2 separate regions of the Homo sapiens genome follow, and region 1 is linked to region 2. Evidence: read pairs that join two places in POLR2A ChIA-PET (ENCODE). Cell type or tissue: Panc1. All regions are shown on one strand.

The links. ChIA-PET counts read pairs that join two places held together with the same protein. Peaks named below come from ENCODE experiments on the same cell type or tissue, not always from the same donor. Only the 100,000 strongest peaks of a DNase experiment are listed, where the experiment ranks them.
Region 1: POLR2A ChIA-PET joins it to region 2 with 15 read pairs; 2 of 35 experiments call an interaction of 5 or more read pairs at or near these places.

What each region holds. Positions count from the first base shown.
Region 1 is chr3:183,538,789-183,546,788 of GRCh38, forward strand. All of the region lies in intron 1 of KLHL6 (kelch like family member 6), which reads right to left. Among named protein-coding and RNA genes, the nearest start is that of KLHL6-AS1, 5.9 kb to the right of the region's middle. RefSeq lists an enhancer at 2,191-2,300. In Panc1, no CTCF peak of the experiment used is centred here; no DNase peak of the experiment used is centred here.
Region 2 is chr3:183,743,143-183,751,142 of GRCh38, forward strand. YEATS2 (YEATS domain containing 2) reads left to right here. Exons shown (of 31, transcript NM_018023.5): 9 at 4,530-4,574. Among named protein-coding and RNA genes, the nearest start is that of YEATS2, 49 kb to the left of the region's middle. In Panc1, no CTCF peak of the experiment used is centred here; no DNase peak of the experiment used is centred here; H3K27ac peaks cover 577 bases.

The DNA of each region.
Region 1 (8,000 bases), 200 kb before region 2:
AAGCACTTAAACATTCAGCTCTGCCCTGTTTCTGAGCTCAAGCTGTCCCCTAAGTTTTATCATATGGATCCTGTCTCAATACTGGAGTCCTGCTTACATCCTTGGCCTCAGATACTCCAGCCTCAAGAGGTGGATCTCAAAATGTGTTCCCTGAACCAGCTGCATCAGAACCTTGGGTTGCTTATTCAGAATACAGAATCCTGTACCCCACCTACCTTAGACTTACTAAAGCCAAATCTCTAGCAGTAGGGCTGGAGGTATGTATTTAATTAGGTGTCCCTGGCTCCGACTCATAATTCCTTTGCAAAGCAAACTTTGAGAACCTCTGCCCTAGAAAGAGGTCACCCCTACTTCCTCCTGAGAAGGAGACTGAATGAAGATCAAGGTCATGGAAACAATTGGCCATAGTGCTAGGGAAGATATGTTTCGGAAAGTCCTCCCTCACTATGGATCCTTCCTTTCATCTTCTAAGACACAGCCTTCCTAGAATTCCATGAGGCCTATGGCTGCCTCCCGAATCAGGTGGCAATCCCATTCCGTTTGCCAGCTTTGCTCCAAACTGACAGAGGAGCTGGAAGCCTACAGCTGCCCCGATCTGACTCTAAGCATCAGCAGGCCTCAGAATAACTCCCTTCTGTGGGCCAGGCACGGTGGCCCATGCCTATAATCCCAGCACTTTGGGATGCCGAGGCTGGCAGATCTCGAGGTCAGGAGTTCAAGACCAGCCTGGCCAACACAGTGAAACCCCATTTCTACTAAAAATACAAAAAATTAGCTCGGTGTGGTGGCGGGTGCCTGTAATCTCAGCTTCTCGGGAGGCTGAGGCAGGAGAATTGCTTGAACCCGGGAGGCAGAGGTTGCAGTGAGACAAGGTCGCACTACTGCACTCCAGCCTGGGTGACAGTGTGAGACTCCATCTCAAAAAAAAAAAACAAAAAAACAACTCCCTTCTGCCAAGCTTCTTGCCCTAGTTCACCACTCCTCAAGGACACTGCCCACGGCCCCTGTGGAGAAGAAAACTCTGGCCATGTTCCTAGGGAAGCAGAATCCCTCCAAGTCCCACCAGACCATTGCTGATGCCTCAGCTTGCCATGAAATTCTGCCATCCAAGTTTATGACAGAAAGAAGGACTTGTTCTGTCTGCAAGATCAGACAAGAAAGAACATCAATTACAACATATACTTGTGGTCAGGCTTTAGTGACGATACAGTCACAAAGATACAATGGACAGTTTTTGTTTTGTCTGCCCAACTTACTCCTGTCTCTTTTAGCAGGAGTACTCAGATCTTCCGTTGGGAAACACCCCACCGTCCAAGCCCAAGCCACAATGATTGGTTCAGGGATGGGAATAGGAAGAAGCCAATTCAATTGGAGCCAATTCCAGAACTTTCTTTGGAATTACTGAGAAAGAGAAGCTGTCTCTTCCCACTAGAATTGCTGAGCTGGTGGACATGAAAGTTTGGAGATGCTGGCTACCTGCTTGTCCTCATGTGTGAATACATTCCCTGAGAGAGAAACCCACACAGAGGAAAGCGGGACTAAGAAGGAGAGAGAAACTGAGTCATGGTAACATTACTTTGGGCACAAGGACCCAACTATACCTGAAACCATTACCCCAGACTTTTTTTAATTCCATGAGCAAATAAATTATTTTTTCCCCTTTATGCTTGGACCAGTTTGAGCTGAATGTCTGTCACTCGCAGGGCGGAGTGATACAATTGGACAAAAGAAATCCCAGCGATTCTCTGAATTGGAACTCCAGGCCCGTTTTTGTTTGTTTGTTTGCTTGTTGGTTTGTTTTGAGACAAGATCTCTCTGTTGCCCAGGCTGGCCTCAATCTCCTGGCCTCAAGCAATCCTCCCACCTCAGCCTCCGAAGTAGCTGAGACTGCAGGCACACGCCACCACACCCGGCCCCATTGATGATTACCCTAAGCTCTCCTACCTGAGAGTTTAACTTACAAAACATGGTGATTATTCTTTACCTTTGTCTGCTTTTGTTTTTACACATCTTCCACCTCCTTCCTGAAGATGAAACCTGGCTTCCCCTAACAAAACCCCACTTCCCTCACAAACCAACGAGGTCGGCTCAGATTCTCACTTCCCCTCTGGGCCTGGAGCAGGGTCCGCATTTGCGCTCGCCGTCCACCACCACATCCCGACCAGGCTATTGCCCGGAGGCTCCACATGACCCTCTTTTTCCACTTTCCACTCCCACCTCCAGGACTCTGTGGCTTCCCTGTGACCATGTCATTGTCCAGAAGTTAGGGATCAGCCTCTGCTTAAAGATTTTTTCTGAGCCTTCCCTGGTTCTAACCACTTAGAAACTTGCAAGCTGGCACTGGCCCCAGTCTTTACCCCAAGGTATTCAAATGCTAAGGCTCCTCCAGTCATAAAAGGTATCCCTTGTGACAGGCAAAGATGATCCTATGTGCGTTCTAGGCTGCTCCCTCCGCCAGCTGCCACAGAGGAATCTGGACTGCCAGGCCTGTCCCTTGGGCTTTCATGATACAGAATCCAGAGGGAAAGGGACAGAAGACAGGAGCTCCTCCAGCTGGGGATGGGGAGCAGTTATGAATCTAGACGTGAAGGAGGAGCTGCCACAGTTGGGCTACACGCAGGAGTGCACAGGCCAGGCTTGACTTGAGCTAAAATCCAGCGCCCCCTACACCTGCCAAGCCTTGTGCACTAACGTGGATTGCAACCCCCAGAAAGGGGCCCCCATTTCTAACTGGTCCTCCCAGGTAACTTATTTACATTCAGAGGAAGGGGCTGAGTGTGGTGGCACATGCTTGTAGTCCCAGCTACTTGGGAGGCCAAGGCAGGAGGCTCACTTGGGGCCACGAGTTCAAGTCCAGCCTGGGCAACATAGCAAGCCTCTAAAAAACACAAAACAACAAAAACAAACAAACAAAAAAACCAAAGGAAGGCACCCTAAAAGCCAGCAGTGGTCTCTATCAGAGATGTGGATAAGAGAGGGGAACATATTTTAATAATAGCTGTGGCTCTATCTCCAAGGTGTTCAAGAATTGCAAGTCCAGAACTTGAGATGTTTTGTTTATGAGCTTTGCTCTAAAACGGGATAGCCTGGGCAGGAGAAGGGTTGATAAGGTCAGACCACTTTCTCTTTCTCTTTCCAATCTTGAGGCTCAGAGCTGGTCCTCAGCAAAGAGTGGAGTCAGTTTGCTTTGTGTTCCAGCCCTCCTAACCTCACTTCCCCCTACCCTTCCCTGCTGGGCAGCGCTGCCTCTCCCTCATGCTCTCTGTGGTCCGGCTGCCCTGCAGGCCCTCAGAGAGGATGTGAATGTTGCTGGAGGCCTTCTCCCCAACCACACTGCCTATACCTTAATTCCAACCCTCATCTCCTCTCACTGAAATTTCTTGCAACTTACCTAAGGGTCTGCCTAGATTGATGGGACCCTCCATACCCACAGTGCAAAGGATTATTTTAAGGGAGATCTTGGATCACATCTCTTTCCTACTTAAAGACTCTTCCACGGCTTCCCACTATCTGTAAGTCATGTTTCAAACTCCACAGCTTCACCCAACAAAACCTTTCCCGGTCTGACCATGCCTGTCTCTCAGCCTTATTGGCCTGTGCATGTCCTTTATTTCAACCTACTCTTCTACCTGTGGTTACACTGCGTGGCACCTTCCCGGATGTGCTTCTCTTTGCCTGGAATGCTCCTCTCTTCTCCTTTCTCCCCTCTGGCCCCTTCTGGCCAATGCCTACTCATCCTTCAAAACTCCGTTCAGATATCACCTCTGCCAGGAAGCCTTCTCAGACTGCTCTTTCTTCCGTCTGATTTAATGCCCTTCTGTAAGCTCCTATAGCTCCCATGTAGCAAACCTCTCACAGCCCCTGTCCCCAGCTCCACCATAACCCCTGTGCAGAGCTGCATCATAGCACTTATCACCCTGTACAGTAAACATCAATTTACTTATCTCTCTGTCCTAACTAGATGATGATTTCCAGGTCAAGCAGGAACCATAATTTATTCATCTTTGTAAACTCTGTGCCTGCCACAGAGTAGGCACTTAATAAATTTGTGTCAAATGGATGGATACATGGATGGATGGATGGATGGATGGATGGATGGATGGATGGATGGATGGACAGATGGATGGAAATTCACTAAGTCCACTCAGCACTGTAGTTCTGAAAGTTTAACATTTTGCATTCCTTCCCCTCCAGGTATTTGCACATTAAGAGAGATAATACTGGCTGGGTGAGGTGGCTCAAGCCTGTAATCCCAGCACTTTGGGAGGCTGAGGCGGGCAGATCACCTGAGGTCAGGAGTTCAAGACCAGCCTGGCCAACATGGCGAAACCCCATCTCTACTAATAATACAAAAACTATCTTGTTGTGTTGACCTGTAATCCCAGCTACTCTGGAGGCTGAGGCAGGAGAATAGCTTGAACCTAGAAGATGGAGGTTGCAGTGAGCTGAGATCGCACCACTGCACTCCAGCCTGGGCGACAGAGCGAAACTCCATTTCAAAAAAAAAAAAAAGAGAGAGAGAGAGATAATACTATGCAGTGCTCCTTAACTGAAGGCCTGCTAATCATCGGTGGTACACTGGAGGAGCATGGGAGGAGTGAGGATTTTCATAGCAGTTACTAAGAATTCTCTCCCCCTCCATTTCCAGGCCCACCTGCTAATGAGACAGACATCGTCTGCCAACCCAGCCTGCTATCCTGAGTTTTAAAGACACTGCTAGTCACCTGACACTTTCCTAACTTTCCCTAATCTCTGTTCTCTTCTGTCCTATTTTTTTGTGTTGCGTTCGCTATACACAATAATACAATAAAATTCCACCTTCCAGGAGTTATCCACTGGGCCTCCACCTCTCCCAAAATTCCCCCAACACCAAAAGGCCCTTGATACTCAGCCCTCCATAAACCTGAGCTTACTCTACAAGACACATGATCTTTTCAATCCAATAAGGTCTTACTGGACCCTGGACCTGAATCATTATATGCAAACCTGCTGAGTGTCTATTATTTATTGTAGATCCCAGAGCATCTCTTCAGAAAGGGCTATGATGCAACCTGTTAGTTTTGGTTTGATTGTGTTTTAAAGCCGTAGCACCAGGCCGGGTGTGGTGGCTCACGCCTGTAATCCCAGCACTTTGGGAGGCCGAGGCAGGCGGATCACCTGAGATCAGGAGTTCAAGACCAGCCTGGCCAACATGGTGAAACCCCATCTCTACTAAAAATACAAAATTAGCCGGGCATAGTGGCACACGCCTGTAGTCCCAGCTACTCGGGCGGCTGAGGCAGAAGAATCGCTTGAACCTGGGAGGTAGAGTTTGCCGTGAGCTGAGATCAGGCCATCGCACTCCAGCCTGGGCGACAAGAGCGAAACTCAGTCTCAAAAAAAAAAAAAAAAAAAAAAAAGCCATAGCAGTATCAGCACTCTTGTAATTATGGTGGCCTTAACGTTTTCCATAGAAGTTAAATACAGTAAAAGAATGCTAACCTTTACAGCTAGCAGAGGACATGTAGGTTGCCTAAGTGATACTTTTTCACAGCAAAGGAGACTTATCTTTACGTGGAGATGGCCTCACCAAAAGCATTTAAGAAGGCTTTTACAAAAGAAGCAGAGGGATCATAAAACACAAAACAGTAACAATAAAAATAAGAACACAAGAATTAAGAAATTAAAGTCGAAGGAGAATATGTCTCTGAAACCAAGGCTCAGGAAAGTTAATCCACAGAGCTTCCTGACAGTCACAGCAAAGGCAAAAGTGCGACAAATTGGCTAATAAGAAAGTAAAGCAGTGTTTGTTACCCCTCTTTAGCGGACTTTATTTTTCCTTTTGTCCAGCATCTCTCCATATCGGGAAATGCTCTTCTCCCCATCCAGGCCCCACTCAAATCATGTGATTCAGGCGGGAGCTCTCACGTCATTACAGGCCTCTCCGCCTTTCTATCTTCTGTCTCTCTCTCTGTCTCTCAAACACACACACACACACACACACACACACACACACACACACACACACACACGCACAGCTCTTTAGCCAAGGGTGGACTCCTAACCTAGGCTGGGCTGATCATTGTGCCCCACCTCCCTGGCACAGTGATTGGCCTAGGATTGGGTAACTGAATGGGGCTGAGCCAATCAGAGTCTTTCCCAGGGGTTTTTCAAGCCACAGGTAGAGAAAGTCCCTCATTTTCCCTCCAGAGCCAAGGCTAGGAGTCTCATAGCAGCCAATAGGCAAACTCCCAACCGTGTGGCAGAAGTCAGCCTGAGAAACCCAACCTGAGAGAAGCCAAGTGAGGGGTGGAGAAAGAGCACGCAGGCTGCACGAAAGGGCCTGGTTCCTCTTCTCCCTGGGCTCTGCTGCATCCCAGCCCTTCCTATGATTTGATAATGTGACCAAATACCTTTCTCTTTGCCTAAGCTGATTGACTTGATTTCCTATCCCTCGAAACCAAAAAATGCTCACCAATAAAGGAATATGAGGCAGCGCAAATGGATGTTGCGCTCATGGCAGTTTTACCAAAAACACAAAGGCTCTGCATGTGGCCAGCTCTTTTCGTGGACTGTTTGGTGCTTACCATGTTAGACCCTTGTCCTGAAAAAACATTTTCATGGAGGGACAGTTGCATATCCATGGGTTTGATGCAGGGATAAAGCTCACAACTTGAGCTATGAATGATGAAAATATTTCTCTGTTGTGTTTTAGTTGGGAGCTGCATGGAAGATTATCTAAAATTGAAGAATAGATTTTCTAATCTTGATTGGAATAATATCCACATGCTGTGGATCTCTCTATGAAGAGGCCTGTTTTCAGTTTAGACATCATGGGTAGGGGTGACAGAGATGACACTTCCTTGAAAAATCAAAGGACCTAATGGCACTTCTGCCCTGGTGCAGAACCCCTCTCCCCACTCCCAGTGCAAAAAAACAAAAGAACTGCAAGAGTCACATTGTATGCATGGCACATCTGTATGCAGGTGGTCACATGAGCGACCGGTTCAATCCATAATATTCTGAGGCATTTTGGATTTTGGAACTGTTCCTTCCCATTTTTCCTGTGATAGCCACATTTTATCATCTTTCCCTTTTCTAAAGTTGCCCAATAGCTTCCCACACAACTCTGTGAGGACTTCCTGCTCTGGCCAGGATGCTACTTAATCAGTGACTGGACCTGCAGGAGGAAGATCCAAGCGTTCGTTCACTTCACGCATTTACAGGATGTCTGCTGAGTGTCAGCCATTGCAATGGCATCGAGGAGAAGAATAAGGTGGTCACTGCCTTCACATGGCTTGCATTTTCAACCTGCTTTTAGTCCACCCATGATGGATGATGCCTTCATGCCACACATCCCTACAAGTGTATCCAGGGCTCCTCACAGTTTTGCAGGGAGCAGAGGAGTGAACGTGCTAATAATTACCTTCTTGCATATTTGGGTCTCAGGATCCATATCTCTGATGCCTATGTGACAAGGGTCACGGAATCCCCTCATAACTGTGTAGTTTTCATGATACTTTAACATCTATTCTGCATATATTGCAGGCCTAGCAAATAGTTTTGAATTGGAAGCCGTTGATATCAACAAGCCCAGTCGGAGGAAAGCCTGCTTGGGTGGAGGCAGGACAAGCAGCAGCAGCCTCCAGCTTCCAGAGACAGCCCTGACAGCAGTGCCAGTGGCTGCAGCTGTGCAGCTGTGGCCCCAGCATTGTACAGCAGCAGGGAAGTCCTCCCCACAGGAGTCCTGGGTGGCTTCGGGCTGCGGTCCTGGCCCCTGTCTAGCCTCCCTTGCACCTGTTTGTCTTCTGGGTTTGGTTCTCCAAACTTCTTTGGGGATTTTATGAGTTCCTACTATCATTTACATAAATTCCTCTTCTCGAATAAGCCAGAGTTGATTTCTGTTTCTCAGAACCAAGAAATCTGACTTATTACCACGCATAAAGTGTTGGGGCAAATAAATTAATAAATGAATCCATTTTACTATTCGCGTTTCACAACTTGCTGGGATCGGTAGACGT
Region 2 (8,000 bases):
TGCAATTATCTCTGAGGTATGTTTGTATAAAACTGTATGTACATGAAGTCAACCACGATCTTTGAAAGGTAGAAAAATAAAACAAAAGAAATATACCAAAAAGTTGGAGCAACTGAAATAATGACATTGTGAACTATTTCTCATGCCCTGTTTTTGGTTGGTTTTCTCAAATATTTTTGCAATTTTATATAAATAAACGTTTATTTTTTATTTTTTTGAGACAGAGTCTCACTGTTGCCCAGGCTAGAGTGTGGTGGCGTGATCACGGCTCACTGCATCCTTGACCTCCCCCGGCTCAGGTGATCCTCTTATCTCAGCGTCCCAGGTAGCTGGACCACAAGCGCATGCCACTACACTCAGTTAATTTTTTTATTTTTTGTAGAGATGGAGTTTTTTTTCCACTGTGTTGCCCAGGCTGGTCTCAAACTCCTGGACTAAAACAATCTACCCTCCTCAGCCTCCCAAAGTGCTGGCATTAGAGGCGTGAACCACCTTGCCTGGCCCATATTCAATTTTTATAATGGAAAGACCATTTCTTAGTGTTCCCTTAGACCCTTTTTATAGTATTATAGTTTTGTGTACATTTTCTCTACATGTGACATAATCCTGATACTGTACATCTCCAAAGCACCCTTACTTTGTGGTTTATCACATTGTTCCCACTAATGGCTTCCAAAACTGGGCTAACTGAAGCTGAGTATATCTGTAGAATTCCTTTTTCATTCCCTTTCTTCTACAAATGGACCTCTTTCAAGCTTAAGCCATGCTGAAATTTCTCTTCCATTGGTGATAGGTGGGACTGCTTAACCTGCGGCTTAAGTTATTTTCCAAAGATTACCATAAGACTAGGTTGCCTTATGACCTCAGAGAAGCACTGGAACCAAATAAAAGGGCACACAGCCACTTTATTAAGGGGCAGAGTACTGTCCTGTTACTTAGAGGAAAGTCTTTTAGTTTTGCTTTTTTTTTTTTTTTTTTTTTTTTTTTTGAGACAGAATCTCGGTCTGTTGCCCAGGCTGGAGGGAAGTGGTGCAATCTCAGCTCACTGCAACCTCCGCCTCCCAGGTTCAAGCGATTCTTCTGCCTCACCCTCCCAGTTAGCTGAGATTACAGGTGCCCGCCACCACGCACGGCTAATTTTTTTTTGTATTTTTAGTAGAGACGGGGTTTCATCATGTTGGCTAGGCTGGTCTCAAACTCCTGACCTCAGGTGATCCACCCACCTTGGCCTCCCAAAGTGCTGGGATTACAGGCGTGAGCCACTGCGCCTGGCCAGTTTTACTTTCTTTTAATCTTATTTTTAACACAGCACATACTACCTTATGTTGCACTGGGCTCAGACCTAGTCTCTAAACAAAAGGAATTCTTTACGTACTTTTCACATCTTACATTGTACATATTACTTAGAGCTTTTGGTGGAAGATTATTGGAGACAAGTGTTTTAAAATGACAATAAAATGTTTCCTACCAGTTTTCTGGAAAACATCATTTTATTGTTTTGCTGTGTATTGGCCTTGAGACCCTAAACACCTGTGTTGTAGCCTTGTGATCCTTCTTTGTACGGTAGTATTTTTCCTGTCATTTTTTAGTTAACTCTTGGAGCCATCTTTGATTCTTCCCTCTTCTAAATATTTGTTTAGTTGCAGACCATCATTCTTTCTTCATAATCTCTTTTACATTCCGTCCTCCGCCCTTCCCACTATTCTTTTTTTTTGTTTTTTGTTTTGAGGCAGAATCTCACTCTGTCACCCAGGCTGGAGTGCAGTGGCGCAGTTTCGGCTCACTGCAACCTCTACCTTCTGGGCTTAAGCGATTCTCCTGCCTCAGCCTCCCAAATAGCTGGGACTACAGGTGCACGCCACCATGCCCAGCTAATTTTTGTGTTCTTAGTAAGAGAGGGTTTCACCATGTTGGTCAGGCTGGTCTCAAACTCTTGGCCTCCAGTGATCCATCTGCCTTGGCCTCCCAAAGTGCTGGGATTATAGGCGTGAGCCACCGCGCCCTGGCCCCTGCCCACTATTCCTAGGCTGCTATTTTGCTGTCTCCTGATAGGCTTTTAAAAATCCATCTCCTTTCTTCATAGGGCATCCTACACAACAGTATCTGATCAGTCTGCTTAAAACCGCAGAACCTTTCTGCTATCCCTTTCAGAAAACTTGGTTGAATTCCTGTTAAAGTGCGAATGCCCCCACCTGCTCTCAGGGCTCATTTTGACTCGATTTACTTCCCCTAGATTGTCTCGCACAAATCCCCTGATGAACATTCTGCTCTAGCCATGGCAGTCTATTCATGTCATAGAGATGCCTTGGGCCGTCTTTCCTTGGGTCTTTTTTAATGCTCTTCCCCTCCTCAGATGCTTGTCTGAATTCTTTGCATTCTTCAAGTTCTTATGTAGCTTTTCCTGGCTGTTAAAGCCTGAAGTGATCTTTGTATTTTGTACAGTAAATAATGACGTGTATTTGATTCTGTAAATATACATTAAATATTAAATACTCTAAATATTAGAGTTACATAAAATTTAAAGTTCCTAGAATGTGTGAAATTACTATATCCTGCATTTCTGACAGGTAGTCATTTACTCTCTCCTTACCCATTACCCTAGAGCACAGCACTTCCCAAGCCAACACATTGATCCATTTAGTAAAACCTTGACCCCGTTTGTCCTTTTGTCGTAGTGTTTCTTTTTTCTGTTTTGTTTGTTTGTTTTGAGACAGGATCTCGCTTTGTCACCCATGCTGAAGTGCGGTGATGCAAACACGGTTCACTGCAGTCTCAACTTCCTGGATTCAAGCAATCCTCCCGCATCATCCTCCTGAGTAGTTGGGACCACAGGCGTGCGCCACCATGCCTGGCTAATTGTTTAATTATTTTTGTAGAGTTGAGGTCTCGCCATGTTGCCCAGGCTGGTTTTTTTGTTTGTTCGTTCGTTTGTTTTTTGTAGATAGGATCTCCCTTTTTCACCCAGGCTGGTGTGCAGTGGGGCGATCATGGCTCACTGCAACCTCAACCTCCTGGGCTCAAGAGATCCTCCTGCGTCAGCCTCCTGAGTAGCTGAGACTACGGGAACATGCCACCACACCTGGCTAATTTTTGTAGAGACAGGCTTTTGCCATGTTGTCCAGGCTGGTATTAAACTCCTGGACTCAAGCAATCAGCCTGCCTTAGTCTCCCAAAGTTCTGGGACTACAGAAGTGAGCCACCAAGCCTGGCCTCAGGCTGTTGATTTTTGAAATAATACAGAATAAGGCTTTGTTTTATAAGAACGCTAAAAATGTTTAATGATAGCCTTCATGTCTCCTGAAATCATTTCTACTCCAGGCAAAACCTGTTCCTGTTACATTTCTTGTATGCTTTGTTTTCCAGTTCCTCTTCTTGTTTTGATACTAGTTCTGTCCTATCCAATGTCCCTCTTGAAATTTGGTCCCAACAATGAAAGATACACCCGTGCGGATTACAGAGAGACTATTATTTCTATGCTCTGGAGACTGTGAAAATGGATGTAACCTAAAATTACCTTTTTTTTTTTTTTTTAGCAGTCATACTGTTAGCTAAGGTTTAAATATTAAAACTCCAGATTTCTTCCATGGAACCACTATTAATCCACCCTGTATTGCTTTTTATCTTGTGAACACTAACTCTCATAACTGACTGAGTTGTCCTCTCTATGTTGGCTGCTAAGAAACTCAGCCAGACGTGACACCTACCTCTCATAAGCCTTTAAAACCTTGTATTTACTAACCTACCCTGGCTTCATTTTTTCCCTCTCTTTTTTTTTTCTACCCAATTTAATACTTTTCCCTGTTAATCTTATTGCATGTTTATATTGTTATCACAAGTTCTTTTTTTAGTGGTGGAATATAAATTTACAAATAAGAACTTAACCTTTTTCTGTGTAATTGTAAACTCTTGTTTATATTATTAACATACCCTCAGTTTGTGTTCCTCTCTCAAAAAACAAATCATGATGCCAGTATATTTGAAGTCATTAGCATAGCCTCTACTGCCTATGTTTTCATTCTTTTTTTTAAGTGCTTAGTAAATATACTCTGAGTATATAATTGTGTCCAAGAATGTATGCATTTAAAATATGTATAGCCTGTCATTTAAAATATCTGTACACAGTCTTTGCAAACCTCATCTATGTGGCTGCATGATATTTCAGAGATTGATGGTCCATGGTTTACTTACACATTCCTTTATTCTGGATTTTTATGTTGTTTTTAGTTTGGTTATAGATAATGCTGCAGTAAACATCTTTTTGTGTAAAACTTCCTCCATTTTTACATTGTCCTTAGAATAGGTTTTTTAAAATTATAATTTATATTAAAAATATAGTAACTATATGTCTGAGGTTTTTATTGATTTTACTCAATTTTTTATTGAAGTGATGAATTTATATTTTACATTATGAAAAAGTAGATCCTATGGTATGAAGACTTGCAAAAGAGCTGTAGATAAAGATTGTATCCTATGATAATATGTAAGTAAGTGCAGTGAAATTTAACACTCTCCCTTTTGTCTTTCCATAGCTGGATAGAACTTATACTGGCTTGCAGACTCTTGGAGCAGAGACGGTAGGTTTTTTTCCTACAGTATTATCTGGGAATGAGTAGGATGAAAATTGATCTTCATTTTTTGTTTGTTTGTTTGTTTTGAGACGGGGTCTTCGCTCTGTCACCCAGGCTGGAGTGCAGTGGCATGATCTCGGCTCACTGCAACCTCTTCCTCCCAGGATCAAGTGATTCTCCTACCTCAGCCTCCCGAGTAGCTGGGATTACAGGAACGCACCACCATGCCTGGCTAATTTTTATATTTTTAGTAGAGACAGGGTTTCACAGGTGTGCGCCACTGCACCTGGCCGATCTTCATTTTTAATTAGGGAAAAAATTAGTGTTAGTTTTTTTTTTTAAAGTTTGCCTTTCTGTGTTAGTCCATTCTCACACTATTATAAATAACTACCGAAGACTGGGTAATCTATGAAGAGGTTTAATAGACTCACAGTTCCACAGGCTTACCAGGAAACTTGTGGCTCCTCTCCCCTTGTCTCCCCTCCCTCCTCTTCCCTTCCTTCTCCCTTCCCTTTCCCCTTCCCCTTGTCCCCTCCCCTTCCCCTCCTTTTTTTTTTTTTTTGAGAGGGAGTGACGCTCTGTTGCCCAGGCTGGAGTGCAGTGGAGCAATCTTGGCTCACTGCAACCTCCTCCTGGGTTCAAGCGATTCTCCTGCCTCAGCCTCCCAAGTAGCTGTGACTACAGGCACGCGCCACCACACCCAGCTAATTTTTGTATTCATAGTAGAGACGGGGTTTCACTATGTTGGTCAGGCTGCTCTCGAACTGCTGACTGCTCTCGAACTGCCTGACCTCAGGTGATCCACCCGCTTTGGCCTCCCAAAGTGCTGGGATTACAGGCGTGAGCCACCACACCAGGCTTTCTCCTTTTCTCTTCTCTTTTCTTCTTTTTCTCTTCTCTTTTTTTAATTGAGACAGGGTCTTACTCTGTCAGCCAGGCTGGAGTACAGTAACATCATGGCTCACTGCAACCTTGAATTGCTAGACTCCAGCCATTCTCCCACCTCAGCCTCCCAAGTAGCTAGGACTGTACACCTGCACTAGCAAGCCCAGCTAATTTTTACATTTTTTATAGAGACAGTGTCTTACTATGTTCACAGGCTGGTCTCGAATTCTTGGCTTCAAGCAGTCCTCCCACCTCAGCATCCAAAAGCACTGGGATTACAGGCATGAGTCACTGCGCCCAGCCTTGGTTCATATATATATGTGTGTGTATATATATATATTTTCAAAATGTATATATATTTTCTTGAGACAGAGTCTCACTCTGTCGCCCAGTCTGGAGTGCGGTGGCGTGATCTCCACTCACTGCAAGCTCCGCCTCCCGGGTTCACGCCATTCTCCTGCTTCAGCCTCCCAAGTAGCTGGGACCACAGGCACCCGCCACCACGCCCGGCTAATTTTTTGTATTTTTAGTAGAGATGGGGTTTCACCGAGTTAGACCAGGATGGTCTCGATATCCTGACCTTGTGATCCGCCCATCTCGGCCTCCCAAAGTGCTGGGATTACAGGCGTGAGCCATGGCGCCCGGCCGGTTCATATATTTTTTAAAAATTGTGCTTAAAAAACACGTAACACAAAATTTACCGTCTTACCCATTTTTCAGTGTACAGTCTAGTGGCATTAAGTATATTCACATTATTATGCAGCCATGACCTTAGTCCATCTTTAGAACTGTTTTCGTCTTGCAGAGCTGAAACTCTGTACCCATTAAAAAATGACCACCCACTCCTCCCGCCCCCCCAGCACTGGCAACTGCTGCTCTACTTTCTGTCTGTGTGAATTTGACTACTCTAGGGTACCTCATATAAGTGGAATCATAACATATGTGTCTCTTTGGGATTGCCTTATTTCGCTTTGCATAATGTCCTCAGATTTCATCCATGTTGTAGCGTATGTCAGAATTTCCTTCCTTTGTAAAAAAATTTATTTTTATTTATTTATTTTTGAGAAAGAGTCTTGCTCTCTCTCACCCAGCCTGGAGTGCAATCACGGCTCACTGCAGCTTTGACCTCCTGGGCTCAAGTAATCTGTCCTTAGCCTGTCAGGTAGCTGGGACTGTGGGCGTGTGCCACCATGACCAGCTAATTTATTTACTTACTCGTTTATTTATTTATTTATTTTTTGAGATGGAGTCTCGCTCTGTTGCCCAGGTTGGAGTGCAGTGGCTCGATCTCGGCTCACTGCAAGCTCCACCTCCCGGGTTCACGCCATTCTCCTGCCTCAGCCTCCTGAGTAGCTGGGACTACAGGCACCTGCCACCACGCCCGGCTAATTTTTTTTTTTTTGTATTTTTAGTAGAGACGGGGTTTCACTGTGTTAGCCAGGATGGTCTTGATCTCCTGACCTCATGATCTGCCTGCCTCGGCCTCCCAAAGTGCTGGGATTATAGGCATGAGCCACCGCGCCCGGCCTACTTGTTTATTTTTTGTAGAGACAGGGTCTCACTATGTTGTCCAGGCTTGTCTTCAACTCCTGGGCTCAAGCTGTCCGCCTGCCTTGGCCCCCCAAAGTGTTGGGATTATAGGCATGAGCCATTGTGCCCCGCCCCTCTTCCTGTTTTAGGCTGAATAATACTGCATTGTATGTATATACCACATTTTGTTTATCCGTTCACCTGCTGATGGACACTTGCGTTGCTTCCAGCTTTTGGCTGTTGTTAATAGTGCTGCTATGAACGTAGGTGTACAGGTATCTATTCAAATCCTTGCTTTCAGTTCTTTTGGGTATATACCCAGAAATGGAATTGGCTGGATCCTATGGTAATTCTATTTTTAGAGGAACCACTGCTATATTTTTTCGTGGTAGCCGCACCATTTTACATTCCCACCAACAGTGCACACGTATTCCAGTTTCTCCACGTCTTCACCAGCATTTGTTAATTTTTTTTGTATTTTAATTTATAGTAGTTATTCTGTTGTTTGTGATGTGATATCTTGTGGTTTTGATCTGTGTTTCTCTAATCATTAGTGATGTTGAGGATCCCTTCATGTGTTTGGTGACCATGTGTTTATCTTCTTTGGAGAAATGTCTATTCAGAGACATTCAGAAAATGTCTTTGCCCATTTTTAAATTAGGTGGTTTGGTTTTTGTTGTTGCTAAGTGACAGGAGTTATTCATATATTCTGGATAGTAACCCCTTACCAGATAGATGATTTGCAAATATTTACTTCCATTCCGTGTTATATTTTTGCCTTTTCACTCTGTTGATTGTGTCCTTTGATGCACAGAAGTTTTTAAGTTTGATGTCCCGTTTGTCTATTTTTTATTTTGTTGCCTGTGCTTTTGGTGTCGTGTCCAAGAAACCATTACCAAATTCAGTGTCATGAAGCTTTTCCCTTACATTTTCTTCTAGGAGTTTTATTGTTTTAGCTTTTATGTTTCGTTCTTTGATCCTGAGTTAATTTTGGTATATAGTGTAAGGTAAGGGTCC